Regions from separate parts of the Mus musculus genome. Here all the other regions are linked to region 1. The links are chromatin loops, found by intact Hi-C in ENCODE. Cell type or tissue: gastrocnemius. All regions are shown on one strand.

Region 1 (8,000 bases):
GAGCCAGGCCAACATGGGGAAAAGAGAAAGGAGGGGAAAGCCCCACTGAGAGTTTTTCTCATCCTTCAGTGGGCTGCAAATGTAATCAATCACTCTTTTTGGCTACGTTATTGGGTTCTTTTACCCACCACCTTCTCCACCTCCATTCCTTCAAACCCCACAGCACTGGGTAGGCAAGAAAGAAGGTTAGAGGGGAAAGGAGGTGTTGGCCTCATTAGGCTACTTCCTGCTGATTAGGGACCCCGAGTTCCTACAGGCAAGTTTGATCTCCATTGTCAGGATATCCAGTTTCTTCCTCTCATCAACTTTGCTCACAACCACTTGACAAACCACAACCAGCAGCAGGAGGAGAGCAGCAGCCTCCTCCTTTCTTGGGGCTGTGTCCCCAGCCACAGTTTAAATCATTTCAATGTATTGCCATGTATCACTTTAAAACTCCTAATTCTGTCACCTCGTTCTGGTAAGAACTCCTAGACATAAGAAACACAGAGAGCTTTCCCAGAGAGCCGTGACCAAAGAGGAACTGTTGTAGGCTGAGGCTGGGAGTCAGCCCTAGTGTTAGTAGAGGGGATGTGGACATTTCAGTAGCGTCTGCTGAGTGGAGAGCTGACAAAGGGGGAATGAGCCAGGGCATGAAGATGAGGAGAGAGGGCGGGGGACTCTGGCGTCCCTGTCCCTCAGCATGGGAGAGAAGCCTCCCCATGATACAAAACCGTTCTGAGGTGCAGAACAGATGGCGCCGGTCACCACCTTCTGTTTCTGATCACAGGAGGCCACAGAGAAAGCCATCTTCCTGGAATGGAGCCATTGGCAATGACCTTGTATCCTCTGGAATCCACACAACCCACCAGAAACAAAACCCCAAATGAAACCACCTGGTCTTCAGAGCATACGGATGACCACACTTACTTCTTAGTCTCCCTGGTCATTTGTTCCCTGGGACTGGCTGGGAATGGCCTTTTGATATGGTTCCTAATCTTCTGTATCAAGAGGAAGCCATTCACCATCTACATCCTCCATCTCGCCATTGCAGACTTCATGGTCCTCCTCTGTTCGTCCATCATGAAGCTAGTGAACACTTTTCACATCTACAATATGACCTTAGAGAGCTACGCCATCCTCTTCATGATCTTTGGCTACAACACAGGGCTCCACCTCCTCACGGCCATCAGCGTAGAGCGGTGCCTCTCCGTGCTTTATCCAATCTGGTACCAGTGCCAACGCCCAAAACACCAGTCCGCTGTGGCCTGTATGCTGCTGTGGGCCCTCTCTGTTCTCGTGTCTGGTTTGGAAAACTTCTTCTGCATTCTGGAAGTGAAGCCCCAATTCCCAGAATGCCGATACGTGTACATATTCTCCTGTATCTTGACTTTCCTGGTCTTCGTTCCTCTCATGATCTTCTCTAATTTGATCCTCTTCATCCAAGTCTGCTGTAACCTGAAGCCACGTCAACCGACCAAGCTCTATGTGATCATCATGACCACGGTCATCCTGTTTCTTGTCTTCGCCATGCCCATGAAGGTGTTGCTTATCATCGGCTACTATTCTAGTTCTCTTGATGATTCTGTATGGGACTCCCTCCCCTACCTGAACATGCTGTCCACTATAAACTGCAGCATCAACCCAATTGTCTACTTTGTGGTAGGCAGCCTGAGGAGGAAGAGGAGTAGGAAGTCCCTAAAAGAAGCACTGCAGAAAGTCTTCGAGGAAAAGCCAGTGGTGGCCTCGAGGGAGAATGTGACACAGTTCTCGCTGCCTTCATGACCTTTAGCTAGGACATCCCCAAGGAAGGATGCCTGATGTTATCCTCTGTGGATACACTATTATGAAAGCCCTTCTCTATGTTCCCACCTGGTGGCTCACTATGATTAAAGTCTTTCATTCCTCCTGGAAATAGATGACAATAAGGCACACTGTGCACGTGACACGCTTGGCCACTGAGAACTTGATGGGAGCTAGTGCTTTTTCCAGTGGGGATTGGATCTTGGACCTCATGTGTGCTAGGACTCTAGCTCAGAGACCTGGCCCTGGTCTGATTCTGTCTCCCCAGCACTAGGCTCTACCTGTCCCAAACACTGTCGCACTTCGTCTTCCTGTCACCCTTCCTGTCACTGTTGTTAATCTACTGTCACAGACAAGATGTTAGAAAGGTTCTAGGATATGGGTGGTGCTAAGCCAGACTGTGACCTAAGGGGTCGGCCCTTCAAATCCATCCGTCCTTGAGACCCTAATACCCAGGGTAGTCTTTGAGAGGTACTATAAACTGTGTATATGGTTGTTGTCACTACTTCTCAAGTTCCTCTCCATTGGCCTCCTCTAGCCTGTGCTCTGGATGCATCAGAGGGAAACATGTTAGTCCATACAAGGGACATCCAAGCTACCTTACAAAGCATCTTCGCTACCACACCTTGAGAACTCATCACGGGACCAGTTGAGAGGGGGATGGGACATCCCACGAGTCCTTTAAAGATATCATCCTGTAAGAATTAGAGGGGGCCTCCACAAGGCTGAGAGAAGCTTGGCTTGGGCATGAACATTTTCACTTTCTCTGGTTTTCTTCTATCCTTTTTTTTTTTTTTTTTTTTTTTTTGAGACAAGGTCTTACTATCTATTTCAGCCTGGCCTCCAACTCTCAATGTTACTGCCTCAGGCTCCTGAGAGCTGGTTTTGCAGTTCCAGCATCCCTAGCTTCTTATCTTTCGCTCCTCCCCACTCCTTCTCCCTTTTGCTTAAATATGAGCTGCTTGCATGCCTAGGAACAATTCACAATGCATTTTTCTCACAAAATGTGGACAAAGCAGACCCGTGTTCTCCCTCAGCTGTCTCGGCATACAGCTAATACCACATCATTTCTTCATTCCTCGGCTCTTTGCTGAGCAGCTCATTGGAAATGCTGCTTCTGAGACTTCTGAAATGGAGTGTGTTCTTTTTTTATTGCAAAGAAAATATTCCTCGGCAGTCCCAAGGCGCTGTGGATGGACCGTGCTATTTTAAGGTTGGGCCCAACTTCTTCCCAGCACTGTTAACAGATTTTGCTCATCCAGTCATTTTCTTACTGGGAGAATAAGTCCAGAATGCGACTGGATTTCATAAAATAAGTCCTTAAATGTAAACCCAACAAGATGAGAGATCATACTGAATGCTCTAGCACTCGGTGGCTTTGGGTCTCCCCCATCTATGATGAGAAGTTCCATCTATAAAGAATCATGAATTAGAAAATGGTTTTTAAATAAACATGACAGCGGGGTAATACCCCTTAACATATGGAATGCTCGACTAAACTGAGAATAAAAATGGTGGATACCAATAGATAAGTGGGTAGAAGGTTAAATGGTGGGTGGTTTATAATCCCACTGTAAACAGGCAAAAATGACCCATAGAAACAAGTGTTTGAACTTAGTGGCCTCAGTCATCACCAAAAATGGAGCCCATGGAAGCATCCATTAATATCCATCATGAAAACGCGGGAGGATTCCTGTGAGTTTGATGCCATTCTGGGCAACCTGATGAGATCCTGTCTCAAAATAAATAATAAAATAAAATATCTGAATGTCGTTTTAGCTGATACACATGGCAAAGCTGAAAATAAATTGCTGTATGTATATATATGTGCGGTGCTGGAGGAACAAACCATCTGCTAAGCAAGCACTCAGTCCTGATCCATGATCCTAGCCCGAGTGTGACATTGGTGAGAGGGGTCTCTTCAGACATCATAGAGCCTCTATCTTTGTGGCGCCCAGCTCACTCCATCCTGAAATGGGTCTGGTTTGTTGAGTTTCGATCCGGGAAGGGAAGCGGACCTTTCCTTTGACCCTGCTGCTGAGTTAGGAGGATGTCTTGTCATTAACTCTCACTGGGAATACAACCTCACGTCCTCATCAAACATGAAAGTGTGAGAAAGTTCTTGCAATCACCAGCAGGCTGAGACCTGACGCTGGCGGGATGCTAGGCGGCTTCAGAGGCTTCGGAGCCAGAAGTCAGAAAACATCGTTCCTTCCTTGACGGACACTTTGCTTCAAAAACGTGCGCTTCTTGGATGGGGTGTATTTGCTTGGCTCTGAGAAACGCTGTCAGGGACTGTCACAGTGACCTTCCCCTTGAAAGGAATGTAACTGCGAAATCCTGTGAGACCACGAGAGTGACACCGATAGCCTCGCATTTTTCTCTTTTTTTGTTTTTAATGTCAAAAAGCCAAGAAACAAATTACGACCCGCCTCCCTCTAAAGCAATGCCAGAGAGCAGCTCGCTGGGTTGAGCATTTCCTTACACTCAGCCCGGGTCGAAGTCAGTTACCTATTTCAACCTCCAGGGGTCGCTCGTTCTGCGTTAGAGAACTACTTCAGAGCCAGGAGTTTTAAGTAATTTCAAGCAAACAGAAGCCTTCATAAGCTTCCCTGAGAACTGAAGGAGGCTCTTTGAAAGAGGGGGTAAATCGTGCAGGATCTGGAGGCTTCATGGACTCTGATCTTCATTCCGTGTTAATTCAGGGCAATGAAACTTTCCTATTCTGTATCACTGGGGATCGGAGAAACACCAAATGTCTGCCTCAAATATATGTTTCTCTCTGTATTAGTGCACTTTATAGCTGCAGCCCTGCTGGCTCAGTGGGTAAAGGTGCTAAGTCTGATGACCTGAGTTGGATTCCACATGGTGGGAACAGAGAACCAACCTTTGCAAGTTGTCCTCTAACCTCCACACGTGTGCTGTGGAATGTGTGCACACTCCCCACGCACAAATAAATACGTATTTAAAAATTAAACAGCAGAATTCAATCATCAAATGTCTTTGATCCTATATAAAAGGAGATATTAGAACACTGTTATCATTTAGTCCGTTATAAACACTATTAGAATACTGTTATTGTGTATTCACTTATAAACAATGTAAATTCACTTATAAAAAGTTGTGAAGGGGCTGGTGAGATGGCTCAGCGGGTAAGAGCACTGACTGCTCTTCCAAAGTTTCTGAGTTCAAATCCCAGCAATCACATGGTGGCTCACAACCACCCATAATGAGATCTGACACCCTCTTTTGGTGTGTCTGAAGACAACTATAGTGTACTTACGTACAATAATAAATCTTTGGGCCAGAGAGAGTGGAGTTGGCCAGAGGGAGCTGGGACGACTGGGGCAAGCAGGGGTCCTAAAAATTCAATTCCCAACAACCACATGAAGGCTCACAACCATCTGTACAGCCACAGTGTACTCACATACATAAAGTAAATAAATTTAATAAAAATATATTTAAAAGTTGTGAAGATTTATTTATTATGTATATAATGTTCTGCCCACATGTATGCCTACTTGCCAGAAGAGGGCACCAGATCACATAGATGATTATGAGACACCATGGGAATTGAACTCAGGACCTCTGGAAGAACAGCCAGTGTTCTTAATTTCTGAACCATTTCTCCGGCCCATAAACACTCATTGAGCATGCACTGTCTGTGGCTTTGTCCAAGATGCTAGGAAAAGTGCCCAGTAAACCTGTGTGCTTTTCTGGGTCCCCTCAGCCTCTAGGCCAGTGGTTCCCAAACTTCCTAACGCTACAACCCTTTAATACAGTTCCTCATGTTGTGGTAACCCTCCCTCCCCAACCATAAAATTATGTTCATTGCAACTTCCTAACTGCAATTATGCTACTGTTAATTAATCATAATGTAAAATATGATATTTCCAGTGGTCTTAAGGAGACCCATGTGAAAGGGTCCCATGTGAACGGGTCATGAGAACCACTGCTCTAAGCTGCTCAATCCCTGAGGCCAAGGCCTGTGTTCCATCTCTCATCAACTCTAGAAAGTTTCAGACGTCCAAGAAGTACATTTCTTCTAGAGGACCTGAGTCAGGTGCCTATAACACCAGCTCCAGAGGGATTCAATGCGTTTGTCCTCTCTTCATGGGCATGTGAGCTCACATGCTCATACCCCATGCAGACAGACAGACAGACAGACAGACAGACAGACACACACACACACACACACACACACACACACACACATACACACACACACACACACACGCGCCACATATAATTAAAACAATAAAAATTAGATCTGTAAAACAAATAGCCTAAACATCGTGATGGTGCACACCTTTAGCCCCACAGAGGCAGAGGCAGACAGATCTCTATGAGTTTGAGGCCAGCTTGTTTTACAGAGTGAGTTCTAGGACAGTCAGCATTACACGGAGAAACCCTGTCTAGGAAAACCATAAAAACAAATAAACAGGGCTGGAAAAATGGCTCAGAGGTTAAGAGCACTGACTGCTTTTCCGAAGGTCCTGAGTTCAAATTCCAGCAACCACATGGTGGCTCACAACCATCTGTAAAGAGATCGGAAATTGGACGCCCTCTTCTGGTGTGTCTGAAGACAACTACAGTGTACTTAGATATAATAATAAATAAATCTTAAAAAAAAAAAAAAAAACAACCAACCAATGCCATTCTGAAGCATTGGACATTGGTATCCTTAGCCTTTGCTGCAGCTGACTGGCCTTACTTAGTTAAGGAGGAAACACAGGGGCTCTTCCACAGTCCAGCTGTCAAAGCTCTTGCTTGTTCCACCCTTGCCCACTTGATAAAAAGATAAAATCAAAGTGAGCCAGCACTGCTCCTGGGTGCTTTCCCTGCCTCCAGGCAGTAGAAAAGAGAGTTGACCTTAGCAGGCGTGCGTCCACAGGAGTCTTCTTGCCCTTGCCCAAAGTCAACATACTTGGACTATTCTGGAATTGGGGGGCTGCCTTTCCAGGCTAAGTTCCAAAAATTATTGGAGCTCGGGCACACAAGGGAGGTACCAGGGGCAGGGTGAGTTCCTGACTGTGGGAGTGGCGGTGTCAGGGACCTGCTCCTCACATGCTGGACGCTCGCTCCCCAGGTAAGTCTGGAGCACACCTGGACATGGACACTTCCTCAAGCAATTGTCCGTACAACAAGGAAGAGACAGCTGACAGCCCCTGCTTGCTAGGAAGATCAAAATTGAGTGGTTATTTAAAATAACACTTTAGTTTTTACCTTTTTATTTATTATGATTATGATTATTAAGGCAGGGTTTCACTATTTAGCCCTAGCTGGCTTCAAAACTCACTTTGAGAACCAGGCCACCCTAGGGCTGGGACTAATAGTTCTTAGCTTTCCTGAGACAAGAAACTCAGGTTGGTCTTGAACTCGGCAAGTAGTGGAAGATGGCCTTTAATTCCCGATCTTCCTGTCTCCTTCTCTAAAATAACTTTTTTAAAAACTATTTCAAGTGAGAGGGAGTGTAGCTCAGTGGGTAGACTAATTAGCATGAGTGAGGAGCATAACAGGTGACTATAGTCCCAGAAGGTAGAACCAGGGCCTGGAGAGATGGCCCAGTGGTTAGGAACACTAGCTAGTCTTTCAGAGAGCCAGGTTTGGCTCTCCAGCACACACATGGCAGCTCACAACCCCCTGAAATCCCAGTCCCAGGGAATCCCACACCCTCTTTCTGGCCTCTGTTGGCAGTGCACACACACACAGTACAGATGTGTGCAGACAAAACACCCACCATACATGCAAAATAAGTCATGCTTTTTAAAGGGTGGAAACAGAAAGAAAAAGGAGGCTAAGGTCACCCTTGGCCAGTGGATTTGAGGCTCCTTGAGATCTTGGCCAGAGGCATTACTGGGTGGGGATGCTCAGAACCAAGGTGGCCATTGGAGAGATAGCTTCTACCTGCACTCAAATGAGGGCTGAAGGGAGTAATGGGACTCACCTGCAGAGACATCAGACTCTTCACACTTGCTCCATTTTGTAAGCAACATTTGCAGTGAATCTGGAGGGAGCGGCCAGGAGATGGAGAACTTTTTACCTGCCCTTCTATGGGTAGCAGAGCGTCTGACCTGCTAACCTGACTAAATGGAATACAACAGGAAAACAAAAAACCCCAGGGGTCCGGGAGAGGTTGGGGAGGTGAATCAGGATCCTGTGGCCTCACAGGAGGGAGTGGTGGCCCTCTGGATTGGTAAGGAACAGAAGTGATGAAG
Region 2 (8,000 bases), 59 kb after region 1:
AGTATTCTTTGTCTCTAATTTTATTCTTGCATGTCTAATGATGGTTTTGTTTGTTCTGTATATGGCTATTAGGTCTTTGGCCTGTTGTTAGATTTCTTTTGTTTTTAATTTATTTATTTTTATTTATATGAGTAAACCGTAGCTGTCTTCTGACACACCAGAAGAGGGCATCAGATCTCATTACAGATGGTTGTGAGCCATCCTGTGGTTGCTGGGAATTGAACTCAGGACCTCTGGAAGAGCAGTCAATGCTCTTAACCGCTGAGCCATCTCTCCAGCCCATTTTGTTGGGTTTCTTCACCCAGTTTGCTCTACTCCACTCTGAGGACATGCCTCATGCACCACCCTTCCTAGTCCTATGCCCTTTCTCCCATCTCATCCCTGCCCTCTTCTCTTTTATACTTCTTAATTATAACCTTCTGTAGCTTTAACAGAAGCTAACATCTGTGGAGTATAACAGTCTCAACTTTCCCCTCTTAGCTATTAGGTTTTTTCCCCCTCTCTTTCCAAAGTCAATTTAAGGCTTAATCTTTACCCACTCTGCCTTCTCAAAGTCCACCTGAATGCTTATGTCATCCTACGCATGCTTGCCTCTCCGGGTTCATTTAACTCCTGTCCTTTATCTTTACCCACCCTACTTCCCTCCCCCCTCCTAATCTTATTAATTGGAGTCTAGTACATTCCATGCTATCCGTGGTTGTTTGTTCTCCATGCTATTGAAGTCAAAGTGCCACTGTTACTAATTGGCTAGTATAATAATTGCTTAATGATTCTAGCGAACAGTTGTTGCCCTCCTAGGGAATATATAAAGCTTCTTTTGCCCAGCATCCGGAGCTTCTGGACTGAGTAATTGTTTTCAGAACTACACACTCAACACTAGTACCTCCAAGTCCCCCTTGAACACTGCAAATACTTCAACTGAAAGAATAGAGCTGATTTTTAAAAAGAAAAAAAAGGTAAGTAAACAAATAACGCCAGATACCTCGATCACCAATACAGGACATAGACATAGCCCTCCAAAGGCCAGCCCCTTGCTGAGATTTGGAGCGTTGCTGTGGAGTGTAATGCTAAATTCTATACTTACCAGCGATTTCTCACATTTACAAGCTTGTGTTGTGCAAACACGTTCCTTGATTTAAAACTACTGGTTAAATAAAATTGGCTACAACCAATTACTGGAGGGATTAGAGGTGGGTGGGTTTGGAGTGACCTGGTCAGAGGAGGAGAAACCAGGAGGAGAAGGAGAGGGGAGGAGAAGAGGAGGGGAGGAGAAGGGGACGGGAGAGGGAGGGGAGAGGGAGAGGAGAGAAGCTGCCATGGGGGAAGATGACATGGTCACAAGAAACAGCATGTATCTGGGGCTCACCACTGGGGAAGTAGCCTGGCCAGCAGTTAGAAGAGTAGATTAGCCGGGCAGTGATGGCGCATGCCTTTAATCCCAGCACTTGGGAGGGAGAGGCAGGTGGATTTCTGAGATGGAGGCCAGCCTGGTCTACAGAGTGAGTTCCAGGACAGCCAGGGCTACACAGAGAAAAACCCTGTCTCGAAAAAAAAAAAAAACAACAAAAAAAACAAAAAACAGAAAAAAAGAAGAATAGATTAGAGATTACCCCCTGCCCCCCAAGTAATTGTCAAAGCCGAGTAAAATAACCATAGGCCGAGTCTCATTCATTTGTAAGCTAGTCAGGGATAAGCTTGGAGTTTGTTGTACTTCATAAAACAACGTATATAGTGATAGTGAGTTAGATGACACTCCAGACATAGGAAATCATTATAATTATATTCAAGAACACAAACAAATGCTTAAATGAAATAAGAAAGGAGATGGATGCTATTGGGAGGTAGAGACAGGCAGATTTTTGAGTTTCAGGTCAGCCTGGTCTACAAAGTGAGTTCCAGGATAGCCAGGGCTACACAGAGAAACCCTGTCTCAAAAAAAAAAAAAGAAAAGAAAGAAAGAAAGAAAAAGAAATAGGAGACCGGTCGGTGGTGGTGCACACCTTTAATCCCAGCACTTGGGAGGCAGAGGCAGAAGGATTTCTGAGTTTGAAGCCAGCCTGGTCTACAAAGTGAGTTCCTGGACAGCCAGGGCTATACAGAGAAACCCTGTCTCGAAAAACCAACAACAAAACAAACAAACAAACAAAAAACTAGTACCAGATGACTCTTAGATTACCAAATGATGGGATGTCTTTTGACACATGGAAAAGTTCTGAGTCACTGGTCTGGGAAGAGGGGAGGAGGGCAGTGGTGGACCACAGACAGCTGATGGCATCACAGTCAGACCTTGGATGGCCATGAGAAAGAGGTGTGGCTCAACCCAGAGTTTAAGCACCATGAGGACAAAGTGGGTCAGAAAAGATGAGAACTCCAGGTATGATGGCGAATGCCCAAAACCCTAGCACTTGGGCACTGGAGGCAGAAACATCAAGAACTTTAAAGTGTAAGGTCATTATCCTAGCTACACATAAACTTTGGATTCTATGTCAACAACAGCAACAAAATCAAACACTTGAGAGGCAGCTCTCTGGGTGAGAAAGGCATTTGACACTGAGCCTGATGACCTAATTCAATTCCTGGGACCTGTAGTGTGTGTGTGTGTGTGTGTGTGTGTGTGTGTGTGTGTGTGTGTGGAGTGTGTGTGTGGAGGGTGTGGAGAGGGGACAGAATCAACACCCACAAGTTGTCCTTCAACCCCCATACATCCACTGTAGCATCCTTCAAATATAAATAAATACATAAATAAATAAGTTAACATTTTTAACAAGAAAAATATCAAAACCAAACTTCAAGACCTAAAACAACACAAGAAACTACAGGTCAAGTAAGCGCTCCTATTCTCAAAATCAGCAATGACCCAGAATACAAAGCTTCCTTTTTCTTAGTGCCAAGGATTAAACTCAAGCTCTGTGCATGCTGGGAAAGCTCTCTATAGTGTCAACGCCAGCCTCTCCCTCCCTCCTTCTGTCCCTTCTTTTCTTTTTTGACAAAGAGGCTGGCTAGTAGCTCAGGCTGGCCTCACTCTCATAAGGCTCAGTTCTCAGACTCTAGAGTGCTGGGGTTATAGCCATGCACCCCCAGGCTGGGCAATGTGGAACTTTCTGGATGCTGAGATGATGCCACTGTAGAGTTCCTGTCAGGCAGAAATCAAAATGCAGGTGTATAACAGGGTTAGGTCACTGTGAAAGGCCACCTAGCCCCTTTACATGGATGCACACTATTTAGTTCAAGTACAAAATCATAAATATTTTGTATTACCTTCAGCTTATATATGTAAAGTCTATACTAAATGAAATTTCTACACAGAACTGGGTCCCAGCTGATTATATGTATCATATATACATATATATATATATATATACACACACACACAAATATACATATATATATAATTTCAATTACATCTATCCAACATATACTTAAAATTTAATATACATTGAAATAAAAGTATGTTGGGGTTGTAAATTCTGAAATAAGAACCTTTCCACTGGGCAATGGTGGCAAACGCCTTTATTCCCAGCACTTAGGAGACAGAGGCAGGCAGATTTTTGAGTTTGAGGCCAGCCTGGTCTACAGAGTGAGTTCCAGGATAGTCAGGGCTACACAGAGAAACTGTCTTGAAAAAAGAAAAAAGAAAAAAACTTTCCAAATGTTCAGGGGTTTGAAGAGATGGCTCAGTGGTTAGGAACACTGGCTTCTCTGGGGGGCTGGGGGTGGTGATTCCCATCACCCACACGGCAGCTCACAACCACAAACATCTATAACTCCAGGACCAGGGAAGACAATGCCTTCTTCTAGCTTCTGCTAGCACCAGGCAGGCAAGTGGTATATAGACATATATGCAGACAAAACACCCATTAAAAAAATACAGAATATTCAACTGGCACACATACAAATGGTCTCAGACAGAGTAAGAGCAGAACTTGGTATTGAATATTAACAATTTTCTCTACAGTTGATTCAAATGTGTGCTGAGGGAGCACAGGGCAGGGCAGGAGTGGGAACTCATGACCACATGCATGCTCACCACACACTTCACCACTGATCTATACACCCAGGCCCCAAACCAATCATCAACATCAGTAGTCACTGATCTCCAAGCCCAGCAGGAATCAGAGCTATGATGAAGCATTCTTAGACTCTCCTGCCTTTCTCCGGACAGTCCCCTGGAGTGAGGGACAGCTGATCTCCTGACAAAGTGGACCAGGGTAGAGCTGCTCTGCTGCAGCCCCACTCGCAGCTGTGGCACAGTGCCAGGCCCACACACTTTTATTGACTGTGTGACATGTTAGGGGTATGTGGAGGACTGTGAATACTTTGCTGTGCTTCTAACAATGCAAAGGCGATACAGTCCCGTGGTCTAAGATCACTCACCGAAAAGGCTTGTAAAGGAGCTGTGACTTCAGCCAGAGGAAGGAGGAGGGACAGAAAGAATCCTAGCAGAGAGAACTCCAAGCAAAGCAATGTATGGTGGTGGTGGTGTGTGTGCGCGCACACACACACATATAAATAAATGCTGTTTCTAGTGAACCAGATCTGTCCTGGGCTACTGAGGAGTTACCTGCCGTCAAGACATGTCCAAATATGACCTCGGACACCTCTTCTGGAGCCACCTTGGCCCTCTGCAGGACTTCTTTGATGACAGTTGTCCCCATTTCGTGGACAGGCACGGTGGACAGGGCACCATTGAAGGAGCCTACAATGGAATGGGGAAGAGGGAAGGAATCTGAACCAAGAGCACACTGAGGACCACCGAGGGGGAGGGTGGGGACTTTAAATCAGTGCTTTGCCAAGCCCAGGGCTGCCCAAATTCAGACCACTAGTATCTGCCACCACAGGGTGACAGATGAACCATCAGGCATGCAAGCAGGCAGTTGGCAGGGTTCTCTGTGCACCTGTAGGGTAGCAGGTGGGAAGCCTCCGCAACACTGACCTATGGCGGTACGGGCCGCCGAGACGATGACCACTGGGTCGGATCTTGTGTTCATCCTGTTGCTCTCCCCTGGCGTCTGCACAGCCCTGGCTGCAGCTGAAGCAAACTTTGCTAAATTCTGGCTGAGTTGGAGATGGAGCCTCAACGGCTCCGCCCCGCCCCGCCCCGCCCCGCCCTCCCCGCCCCGCCCCTGCTCAGCAGCTCCCCTGATCCCCACTCCTCCTCAGCTCAGGGATGGTGAAGAACAGGGTGTGCAAGGTCTAGGGGTCTTAGAGTGTGACATAGATAGAGACCTGGGGGTTCCGGGTGTTAGAGTGAGAGCGATCAGCGTTGGGGGAAGTCTCAAGCTGTGGACTTTGAACGCTTGCAACACAATCCCGGAATCTTTCTCTGTATCCCTTTTCTGTCTGTTTTTGTGTATTTTCGAAACAATGAGGGTGACTAAAAGTCTACCTCTGATGATTCAGCCGGGACTGGAATGCCCTGGCTATAATTCCCGAACACGCCAGAAGGAACAGGATACAGTGTCGGTCAATTCGCAGGAACTTTGAGATTTCTCCAAGTGTGCCTGGGCGCTGTAAACCCTAGTTCACTTGGTTGCTAAAAGTCGTGTTCTTGGCTAGAGGAGAACCCCAGGGGCCGAGGATGGAAGGTGATCTGAAGATCTTATTCATTAAAGGTCCCTTAGGGCCACAGATCACGGCTGTTTAAAACACCTGCAGCCAAAGTCAGAATTTGTCTGGACTTTCTAATTACCTCTACCTTGCTAGAAATCGGTCCTCCCACAAGCGGTCCAAATAATCCACAGAATGTGTGCAAGCAGAAGTTATTTCTGCAGAGGCCACGCAACTACTCTAAATCCTACAGGCTGGGGTGAGGCTGGGCTTTCAGACAGGAAGGGCCAGTGTGCTTCACTTCAGAGCTTGGCCACACACACAAACACACGCACCCATGCACGCACACAAGCGCATACATATATATGTGCATAAATACATGTATATATATTTTTCCAAAGGAAAAAATCTTACTAGATTTATTTTATGTATATCAGTGTTTTGAGTTTTTGTTTGCCTGCATACATGTATGTGCACCGTTTATGTTCCTAGTTCCCCAGGTAGGTCAGAAAAAGGCATTGGATTCCCTGGAATGGAGTTAGGATGATTCTGAGTCACTATGTGGGGGCTGGGAACTAACTCAGGTCCCAACAATTTAACTCTCTCTCTCTCTCTCTCTCTCTCTCTCTCTCTCTCTCTCTCAGACGTGATTTTATAATGTAGCCCTTAGCTGACCTATGCCACGATGTAGGTCAGGTTGGCCTGGAATTTAGGGATCTACCTGCTTTTACTCCCTGAATGCTGGGGTGAAAGCTGGGTGCCCCCATACCTGGCTTTAGCACCTGGCTTTAGCCTTACACTGTTATTACATAGTTGCCTAACTCAAGGCAAACTACAAGTGTAACTTTTGAAAGCAGATGTAACCTTGGGCACACACTATTATCTGAGAAAAAAAATGCTGAGCAGGAAGGTATTTCTGCCAGAACATGTCTTATCTAATTAAAGATGGAACACCCTTGGTCTCATTTAATCTTGTAATGTTCCATGTACATCTTCCTTTTGCAGACTCCCTCTGGCTATTCTCCCCACCCCCTGCCCCCTCCCTCACAGGCTGGCTGCCGGACGGACTCCCAGTGTTCTGAAAGGATAGCCATTCTGGTTTGCTTCTGCAGTTTCATGCGGTTTCCATTCCATTTCCCCCTTACACTCTGGCCACTCTTCAGCCCCCTTTGTGGGCTTACTCTGTCCCTTACCCAACTTTGCAGCAGCTCTAGGGAAACATCGGGTCCACCCCATCCCTTCAGTAACCACCGGTCTCGCTGACAACTCTGGAATCCTTGTATTTAACTTAGTTGTCTATGAGCAGACTGGTCCTCTCTATTTAAACTCCCTAGGATTGGAGTTCAATTCGCAGCACCCAGCACTGGCTTACCACCACCAGGAGCAGCCATTGCCCCTGGCTCCCTCCGGTTATTCACATGGAGCCCACCCCACCATTTAACTAGAAATGGGGCTAGCGAGATGGCTCAGTGGCTGAGGACTAGTAGTTCTTGCAGGGGACTTGGGTTCAGTCCTAGCACCCACATGGTGGCTCACAATCCATTCCAGGGATCTGATGCCCTCCGGTTCTCAAATGTGCATATACAAACGTGGGAACACAAACACACAAAAATAAATCTTGGCTTATTCCTGGTAAATTTCTTTTTGTACAACTCCATTGCATCTTCCTGAGGCAGAGGCAGAACATGTTCCTGAAGTGTAGCCCTGGGCGTGCAGGACTGGCAAGACTACTTCCCATCAGACTGTAGGTGCTATGCAGCGACACATCCGGCTATGGAGGTTAGTGCATACCATGCTGGCTGTAGTCCTGTTTGTTAGGGATGCACCACCCTGACTACAGCTGCTGGGACATCCCTTGGGTAGGTACTTTCTATCCATGATACTCTTAGGGGATGGCTGTTGTGCACTTGGCCCATCACCTGACCAGTCATGCAGGTGTGACACCTGGCTTAAATAGCTGACTTTTGCAAGCTATCTCTACTATAGTTTGCTTATGATTTCCATAGTACATGCATACCTCCCAGCAGGTTCATCTGAGTAACATATTGTTTATTAGAAACGATCACAAATGAACATATTGTAAACTGTGGCTTTTCTGTTGAAGCTGGCTGCCCTCACCACATCCTCTGCTCTGGCTTTGTTTCTGTTGTTATGATCAAACTCACTGACAAGAAGCAATGTAAGGGAGGAAAGAGTTTATTTGACTGTCAGTTCCAGTTCCAGTCATCATTTTGGGGAAGTCAAGGTAGATATCTGAAGCAGGTAACATCCCATCCCGTCAAGCAGAGAAATAAGTACGTGGATGCTGCTTGCTGCCCACCTTTCAACAATCCAGAGGCACACTTGTTGGCACTGCCAGTCTTCTGACTAGAACAGCTGGAATACCTACCCCACCTCAGCCTGGAAGAGGTCACTGAATCCGACTTTCACTACAGGATTGGTCTTGATTTGAT
Region 3 (8,000 bases), 120 kb after region 1:
CAGTGTTTGAATTTCATGCTCTGGCTCTGTGCCTACAGAGGGCTCTGTCCTAGATACCTAAGAATCACTCAGTTTCACTAAGTGATTTGTAGTTATAACATTGTTGCTATGGTTTTGAAGTTACATATATTGTAGTACAAACATTTTAATGTTACTTTCTTCAAAGATTTCTAGTGTAAAAGATAATGAGATACAAATTCAAATACCAAAGAAGTTCAGAGACACTATTTTAAATTTAAAGATTAACTTGGGGCTGGAGAGATGGCTCAGTGATTAAGAGTACTTGTTGCTCTTTCAGAGGACCTGGATTCAATTTCCAGCACCCACATCATGGCTCACAATTGTAACTCTAGTTCCAGAAGACCTGATGACCATTTCTGGTCTTGGTAGGCATATTGTGGTACAGACACATATATTTGAACACATTGTACTAGTCAGGGTTCTCTAGAGTCACAGAACTTATGGGTAGTCTCTATATAGTAAGGGAATTTGTTGATGACTTACAGTCTGTAGTCCAACTCCCAACAATGGTCAGCAGCAGCTGTGAATGGAAGTCCAAGGATCTAGCAGTTGTTCAGTCCCACAATGCAAGCAGGTGAAGGAGAGAGAGCAAATCTTCCTTCTTCCAACGTCTTTTTGTAGGCCTCCAGCAGAAGGTGTGGCCCAGATTAAAGGTGTGTGCCACCTTGCCTTTAACCACAGCTGACCTTGAACTCAGAGATCTCCCTGTCTTAATTTCCTGGAATTCATATCCACCATGCCTCTAGATCTCCATGCCAAGATCCAGGTCAGAAACTTGTATCTCCCAGCCCCCAGATTGGAGTGGTGAGCCTTCCAATTCTGGATTGTAGGTCAATTTGACTACATCTGGGATTAAGTAAAACTCAAATAACTGTGAGGGATTGTTTCTTAATTGAATTGTTAGAAGTAGGGAGACCTACTGCTAATCAGGATTTGAGGTAGAAAGATAAACCTTTGATCCAGATCTTTTGAAGTGGAAAGGTCCAACTTTATTTATTTTGGGGTTGTGGTTCGAGACAGGGTTTCTCTGTGTAGCCCTGGCTGTCCTGGAACTCACTCTGTAGACCAGGCTGGCCTTGAACTCAGAAATCTGCCTGCCTCTGCCTCCCAAGTGCTGGGATTAAAGGCATGCACCACCACTGCCCAGCCCTTTCAGTGTTTTTGATTCACCATTTTCCTTGAGAGAGGAAACTCTAAAGGCTTCCATTTAGCCTTTCCAAATATAACAGCCCTTATTCCACAGGTCGGGGAACTAATGTAGTGTGATGGTTTGTATTTACTTGGAGTAGGGGGTGGCACTTTTAGAAGGTGTGACCCTGTTGGAGTAGGTGCATCACTGTGGGTGTGGGCTTTAAGACCCTCATCTGGCCCGGTAGTGGTGGCACACACCTTTAATCCCCAGCACTTGGGAGGCAGAGGCAGAAGCAGGTGGATTTCTGAGTTTGAGGCTAGCTGTTCTACAGAGTAAGTTCCAGGACAATCAGGGCTACACAGAGAAACTGTGTCTGTCTCAAAAAACAAAACAAAACAAAACAAAGACCAAACCAAACCAAACCAAACCAAACCCTCATCCTAGCTGCCCAGAAGCCAGTGTTCTGCTATGCTAGCAGCCTTCAGATGAAGATGTAGAATTCTCAGCTCTTCCTGCACCATGCCTGCCTGGTTGTTGCCATGTTCCTGCCTTGATGAAAATGGACTGAACCTCTGAACCTGTAAGTCAGCCCCAATTAAATGATGTCCTTATAAGAGTTGCCTTGGGTTGCAGACCCCTTCAGCTCCTTGGGTACTTTCTCTAGCTCCTCCCCTGGGGGCCCCGTGTACCATTGTATGGATGACTGTGAGCATCCACTTCTGTATTTGCTAGGCACTGGCATAGCCTCATATGAGACAGCTGTAACAGGGTCCCTTCAGCAAAATCTTGCTGGCATAAGCAATAGTGCTGGGTTGGTGGTTGATTATGAGATGGATCCCCGGTGGAGTAGTCTCTAGGTGGAACAACAATATGAACTAACCAGTACCCCCAGAGCTTGTGTCTCTAGCTGCATATGTAGCAGAAGATGGCCTAGTCGGCCATCATTGGGAAGAGAGGCCCCTAGGACTTGCAAACTTTATATGCCCCAGTACAGGGGAACGGCAGGGCCAAGAAGTGGGAGTGGGTGGGTAGGGGAGCAGGGCAGGGGGAGGGTATAGGGAACTTTTGGGATAGTATTTTGAATGTAAATAAAGAAAATATCTAATAAAAAAAAGAGTTGCCTTGGTCATGGTGTCTGTTCACAACAGTAAAACCCTAACTAAGACATGTAGAATGCTGCCAATCTCTAAGTATATCTATCTCTGGGGAAGGGCTGGGGAAAAGCTAACCATAATTCAAGGCCCTTCCTCAGGGGAATATAACTGTACCTTCATTCTGGGTGTTCTGGGTCTGCAAACTGGCTCAAGTCTGGAAATTGGTTCATTGGTCAAGATTTCCTTTTGCCTCAATCCAATGGAGCCTTCGTTTGAGAATTTTCCTAGGTATACAAATCAAAACAGAAACACAGTAGGCTTCTTATCTATTTCATGATTGGAAATACCATGATTGATTAGCCAGCACCAAAGGTCTATATGAGTCATGCCACAATAAACTTCACTTTGTCTGTGATGGCCTATATGGGTCAGGCTATTATGTTCTGCCTATGCTGCCAGGTATGATAGCCAAAGGCTATTGACGAGCTTTTCCTTAACTAATCAATGAGTGTGGGGGTGATTTCTCTCTGATAAGGCATATTCTTTCTGTAACATTTCTACTCTACCTGCTCTATCCTGCCAAACAGCAGAGAAAAATCAGCAAGTTGCCCAACAACAGCAGTGAGCTGAGATGTGGTTATCTATTGAGACACCAGGACAGGACTACTCCATAGCCCAAGCACATGGAATTGTGGTCATCTGGCATACCTTTTTCAACAGAAACTATGCTGAAAGCTCTGTATAGTACTGTTTTCTGGGAAGAAGCACCACCTGGTGGCCACACGGATGCAAACTATCGGTCCTTGTAGTAATAGATGTGAGAGCCGTGATTGTTGTGTATTTTCTAATGGAGTTGGGGGACATTGCATGTCATTAACAGGGGAGCTTTTAGAAGGGCCTGCTGGTTTCAAATATGGGATGAACCTTCTTTTCAACCTTCCTTGATTTGGTTCTGGTTTCTTGGGTTCCTTGCAGGGGTGGGAAGAATTGGTCAGGTACCAGTCAAAGGAAATGGCAGGAGGCTGAGTCTTCAGTGAAGCTAAGAAGCAAATGTAATCTAGGCCTAAGGTCAGAAGAAAAGAGGAGTAGCAAGCCTCGGGTTAAAAAAATTAATGAGGAATTGAATGTAAGAAATACAATGAGAAGGTCAGGTGACGAAAGGCACACATGGAGAAGGTGTGTAGAGGCAGTCGGAGCAACATTTCTAAACAGACTGTATAAAGGCAGGTTTGACAGCTGTGCATAGAAGGTGCCCCTTTGTAAGCTCTTCACTCTGGAAGCCAAGGAAGGAGGATCCATATGTGTATGTGTATGAGGCTTGGTTGGGAGATGGCTCAGTGGGTAAAGTGGCTGCTGGAAGTGTAAGGATCCAAGTTCGGATCCCCAGTATCCACATAAAAGCCGGGGATGGTAGTGCCTGGCTGTAACTCTGTTGCTGTTGGGGTAGTGGTAGAGACAGATGGGGACCTAGGAAATTGATGAACTCTAGCCTCATTGGGAGAATGATTTTTTTTAAAGATTTATTTATTATTTATATTATAGCTGTCTTCAGACACACAATAGAGGGTGTCAGATGTCATTACAGATGGTTGTAAGCCACCATGTGGTTGCTGGGATTTGAACTCAGGATCTTCATAAGAACAGTCAGTGCTTTTAACCCCTGAGCCATCTCTCCAGCCCCTCGGAGAGTGATTTAGGAAGATATCAGACATTGATCTCTGGCCTTCCATGAGCACAGCACCTACATACACATAAGCATCCATCCATAAGACCATGTACATACATCACTTACACACAAAAAGGGGGTGAGCCCAGGATTTGGGTGTGAGATGCATTTCCCATGCCTGTCAGAGAGCAGAACAGAGGAGCGATCAGCATCCCTGCTGTGTGTCTTATCCACCTACATAACTATGTTGCAACCAGTTAGTGACTCTGCTGGCTCCTTTAAACTATCCATACTAGATGATAGGATCCCAGGCCACGGGAGAATGGGGACCGAGCTGCTAGAGGTGGTGGTGCATGTCTGTACTCCAAGAACCCTGGAGGCAGAGGAAGGAGGTTTCCTCGGGTTATAAATATTGCAAATGGGAAGACAGGACATCAGCCTAAGCTGGCCAGCTTCAGATTAAGCAGAAGGGAGACAGATGGAGAAGGAGCCCTGTCAATGAAGAGCAGCAAGCCTTTACTGAGTTGTGGTGAAGTTTAGTTGTCCACGAGTCATACACAGCTTCAAAAGACGATGTTCTTCCTGAGTGCAAGCCCTGGCCTTGAGGTTTCAGGGTGACGGCAGAGGCTTAACTGCGGGATTTTCTTGACATTATCATCTTGCATAACTGCCGTAGCCTCATGGTTTGGTTTGAACCATATAATAAGGCACAAGAGTTACTCATGATTCAGAGAAAGACCAGGTGGGGCAAAAGAGACACAAAGCTGTCCCAGAGCATAGCAGGCCAAGTTCACACTGTGCCATGGTCTGCAGCAAAGCATTTCTCAAGTGACTGGAAAGTCTCGAGTTGAGTCCGACTCTAAAGCTAAGACAGACGAGGGGCAGACACAACATGAAGACAGAGGTGCCCAAGCTGTGACTCCATTTAACTCATGCCTTTATGTGTGATACATTCTTCTAGCTGGGCTGCCCTGTCTGGCCCTGGTGGGAGAAGAAGCGCCTAGCCTCGCAGAGACTTAAAGTGCCAGGGTGGGTGGGTGGAGGGGGAGATATCCAGTGGGGGATACCCAGAGGATCCCCACCCCTCAGAGGAGAATGGAATGGGGATGGGGGAAGCATTGTGGGAGGGGTGACCAGGAGGGGCAGTGAGTGGGATGTAAAGTGAATGAGTAAAAAGAAAGTAATAATAATGATGATGAGTTACTGAAGGGAGAGGCTTCTTTAGGACTGTTGTCATGCTGGTTTCTTGTAATAGCTCCTCCTTTTCTCATTTGTGCAGCCATCTTGAGCCCCACTAGTTTTGGCATCAAGTCCTGTAACATTGTGGCCTTTTGTGGCATTGAGAGTATGCTTTCAAAGCCCCTAGCATCTCAGCCTCCATCTTGTCCCTCGGCCATCATCTTTTTGGGACAGGGTTTCTCTGTATTCTCTGTATAGCCCTGGCTGTCCTGGAACTCACTTTGTAGACCAGGCTGGACTCGAACTCAGAAATCCGCCTGCCTCTGCCTCCCAAGTGCTGGGATTAAAGGCGAGCCCCACCATGCCAGGCAGGCCATCATCTTTTAGTTAACACTCTTGTTTCTTCTACTATCTTGCTTTGGTTGACTCCGGACATTTTACTATAGGGGACTTTAGGCTATAATAGGGACGTAGGTTAAGGCAGGAATTGTAATCTTAGGGTGGAACTAAAGAAGTAGGCTTCAGGCAAGATTTTGGGCTTGGACAAGGAAGTGGGCTGAGGTATTTCAGTCGTTCTGACTAGCCCTTGGAAACAACAGTCACGGGAGTAATCACGGGACTTTGCCTACTGCCTTGTTAGTTCCTTATTGTACTGCTTGCCCTTGATATTTGCATGTAGTTAAGATGGCCTAAAAGCGGATTGGGAAAATTAAATTTACCTTCAGTTTCAGAATTGCCTGGGGTCATGGTAAACAAAACAAAACAGCTAAGTAAGAGTTTTTGGAGCCCCTCAAGCAAGGGTTCCTTTTGTTACACAATTGTCTTATGAGAATGCTAAATTAGCCTGCCACCGTGGCCATTCAGCAAAGCAAAGACAGACAGATATCCCTCTTTGTGCAGAAATTGGACCCTCATTCAATCAGGTTCTGGCTATGGCTGCTGCTGCCTTGCAGAGGACTACAGTTCAAGCAATGCTTTCACAGCCTGAGGAAATAAGGAATGTTTTAAGTATGGGGCATAAATCACTTTAGGAAAGACTGTCCAAAAAAATTAAAGAAATAGACAGACAGTAGAATCTGACCTCACAGGAGGGGTAATCTTTAAGCCTGGCCTCAGGTAGTATGCCCAGAGTAAGAAATATTTACATTTGAGTTAATGCAAAGCTCAGAGCAGCCTCAGGGAAGTTTGTATGGCACCGCCTTTGTCTTGCAAACCCTACCTAGGAAGTTTCAGGCCAGAACAGCATTTTTAACAGTTCTATCCAGGTGTTGTTCAAAATAAAGTACAAATTTAAGATTTATGGAAGGTTAGAAACCCTGACTAAGACAAATTGGCACCCGAAGTGGGGTAGTCCTGTGACAGCCTGACCATGTTTTGGGGAGGACTGTGGAAGGACTTTGGAACTTTGGTCCAGAAGATCCATTTGCTGTTAAGAACTCTGTCGAATGTTGTGTAGGAGCTTAGAAGACAATGTTGAGAACAGTGCAGAAGATGGAGGCCTGGCTTGTGAAATTTCAGAGGGAAGATTAAAGACTCTTTTCAGGGCCATTGCTAGTTTGATTGTGACGATTCGGTGGTTCTGGTTAGCTGGGGCTGAAGAATCAGCTGTGATTAACTAGATACCAGAACCACTAGAGTGAAACCTTTGCACTGCTGGGACTATTGATGCTGGTTAGCTGGAGCTAAGAAATTAGCGGTGATTAAGAAGAGACCAGCATTATTGATTTGACATCTTCTGGGAAGTGTTTTTTTTTTTTTTTTTTTGAGAGCACAGAGGCTGTGTTCCAGAGATAGCCAACGTTGTGCCTTGTGCTGTGGCTGGACTTGGTACTGTGTTAGAATCACCCAGGTGGTACTGGTTTTGAAGGCATGAAGGGGTCACGCAGGGCAGCTGAGGCTCAGCACCGTGAGAGGCCATGGAAGGCCCTTGGTGAGGTGCAGCCTCAGTTGCAATTGACTGAAGGGGTCATGCAGTGTTTTGGAGATGCCAGTACCATGAGATGACCACCAAGAGCAGCAGCAGTGGAGTACAGGCATCTGGAGCCTAGAGGAAAAGCTGTGTGCTATAATGGACAGGGCTGGAGAAGTGACCCAAGCCCTTGGAGGAGCCCAGAAGATCGTGAGTTGGATCCTAAACATTGGACAGTTGGAGATTAATTTTTGCTTTTGATTGTGACTGTGCCCTGATATTTTTCCCTCTTGAAGGAAGAAAGTATTTTAGTGGAGCCCACAGTTCAGAGACTTTGAATTTTAAAAGACTTTGGATATTTTAAAGAGATCGAAAATTTAAGAATATGTAAAGATTGGGGGACATTCAAAGTTATTTAGATTTAGAAAGGTTTCACTATTTGGGGCCTCAGTTGTATCCTAAACAAACTGTGGCACAGAAAATTCAAGACAGAAAAGACGATTTACTTACTTCAAATTGTTTTCAAAAACTGTTAGGCGATATTAATTGGCTAAGACCTCGTCATAAGCTTACTACAGGATAACATAAACCTTTTTTTTTTATATTCTTAAGGGGGATGCAAATCCTAATTCCCCTCCACAATTAACTGATGAGGGACGAATAGCTTTGCAGAAAGTAGAGGAAGCTGTTAGTCAACAGATACATTATATAGACTGATCAGTTGTTGGCTGTTTGCGTGCGTTATTGCTACAACTCATGCACCCACAGCAGTCCTTTGGCGAAAGGGACCATTAATGTGGATTCATCTTTCTTTGTCTCCAAATAAAGTTTTTACACCTTATGAGGCTGTTGCTGTGTTAATACAAAATTATAAGATAGAATCACAGAAATATCTTGTGAAAGAACTTGATAAAATATTTATTCCTTATTCCAAACAACAGTTAAATTGGTTATTGCAAAATACTGATTTTTGGCTATTACATGTACAATTTTTTTAGA

The links. A loop is a pair of places that touch in the nucleus more often than their neighbours do. Peaks named below come from ENCODE experiments on the same cell type or tissue, not always from the same donor. Only the 100,000 strongest peaks of a DNase experiment are listed, where the experiment ranks them.
Region 2: it touches region 1 in a loop (2.4-fold over the local background); 2 of 42 quality-filtered maps call a loop at or near these places.
Region 3: it touches region 1 in a loop (10-fold over the local background); 19 of 42 quality-filtered maps call a loop at or near these places.

Annotation. Positions count from the first base shown.
Region 1 is chr17:12,876,077-12,884,076 of GRCm38, forward strand. Mrgprh (MAS-related GPR, member H) reads left to right here. Exons shown (of 1, transcript NM_030726.1): 1 at 1-1,766. The coding sequence starts at 799. The coding sequence ends at 1,764. Among named protein-coding and RNA genes, the nearest start is that of Mrgprh, 4.0 kb to the left of the region's middle. In gastrocnemius, a CTCF peak has its summit at 4,302 (motif pointing right); DNase peaks (open chromatin) are centred at 759 and 4,297; H3K4me3 peaks cover 678 bases; H3K27ac peaks cover 2,579 bases.
Region 2 is chr17:12,935,313-12,943,312 of GRCm38, forward strand. It overlaps Acat3 (acetyl-Coenzyme A acetyltransferase 3), which reads right to left and starts at 5,084. Exons shown (of 9, transcript NM_153151.3): 1 at 4,934-5,084; 2 at 4,562-4,696. The coding sequence starts at 4,988. It overlaps Acat2 (acetyl-Coenzyme A acetyltransferase 2), which reads right to left. Exons shown (of 9, transcript NM_009338.3): 9 at 7,730-8,000. It also overlaps the pseudogene Gm20591. In gastrocnemius, no CTCF peak of the experiment used is centred here; a DNase peak (open chromatin) is centred at 4,892; H3K4me3 peaks cover 937 bases; H3K27ac peaks cover 497 bases.
Region 3 is chr17:12,993,559-13,001,558 of GRCm38, forward strand. No RefSeq gene overlaps it. Among named protein-coding and RNA genes, the nearest start is that of Wtap, 5.3 kb to the left of the region's middle. In gastrocnemius, a CTCF peak has its summit at 3,020 (motif pointing left); a DNase peak (open chromatin) is centred at 3,014; H3K27ac peaks cover 187 bases.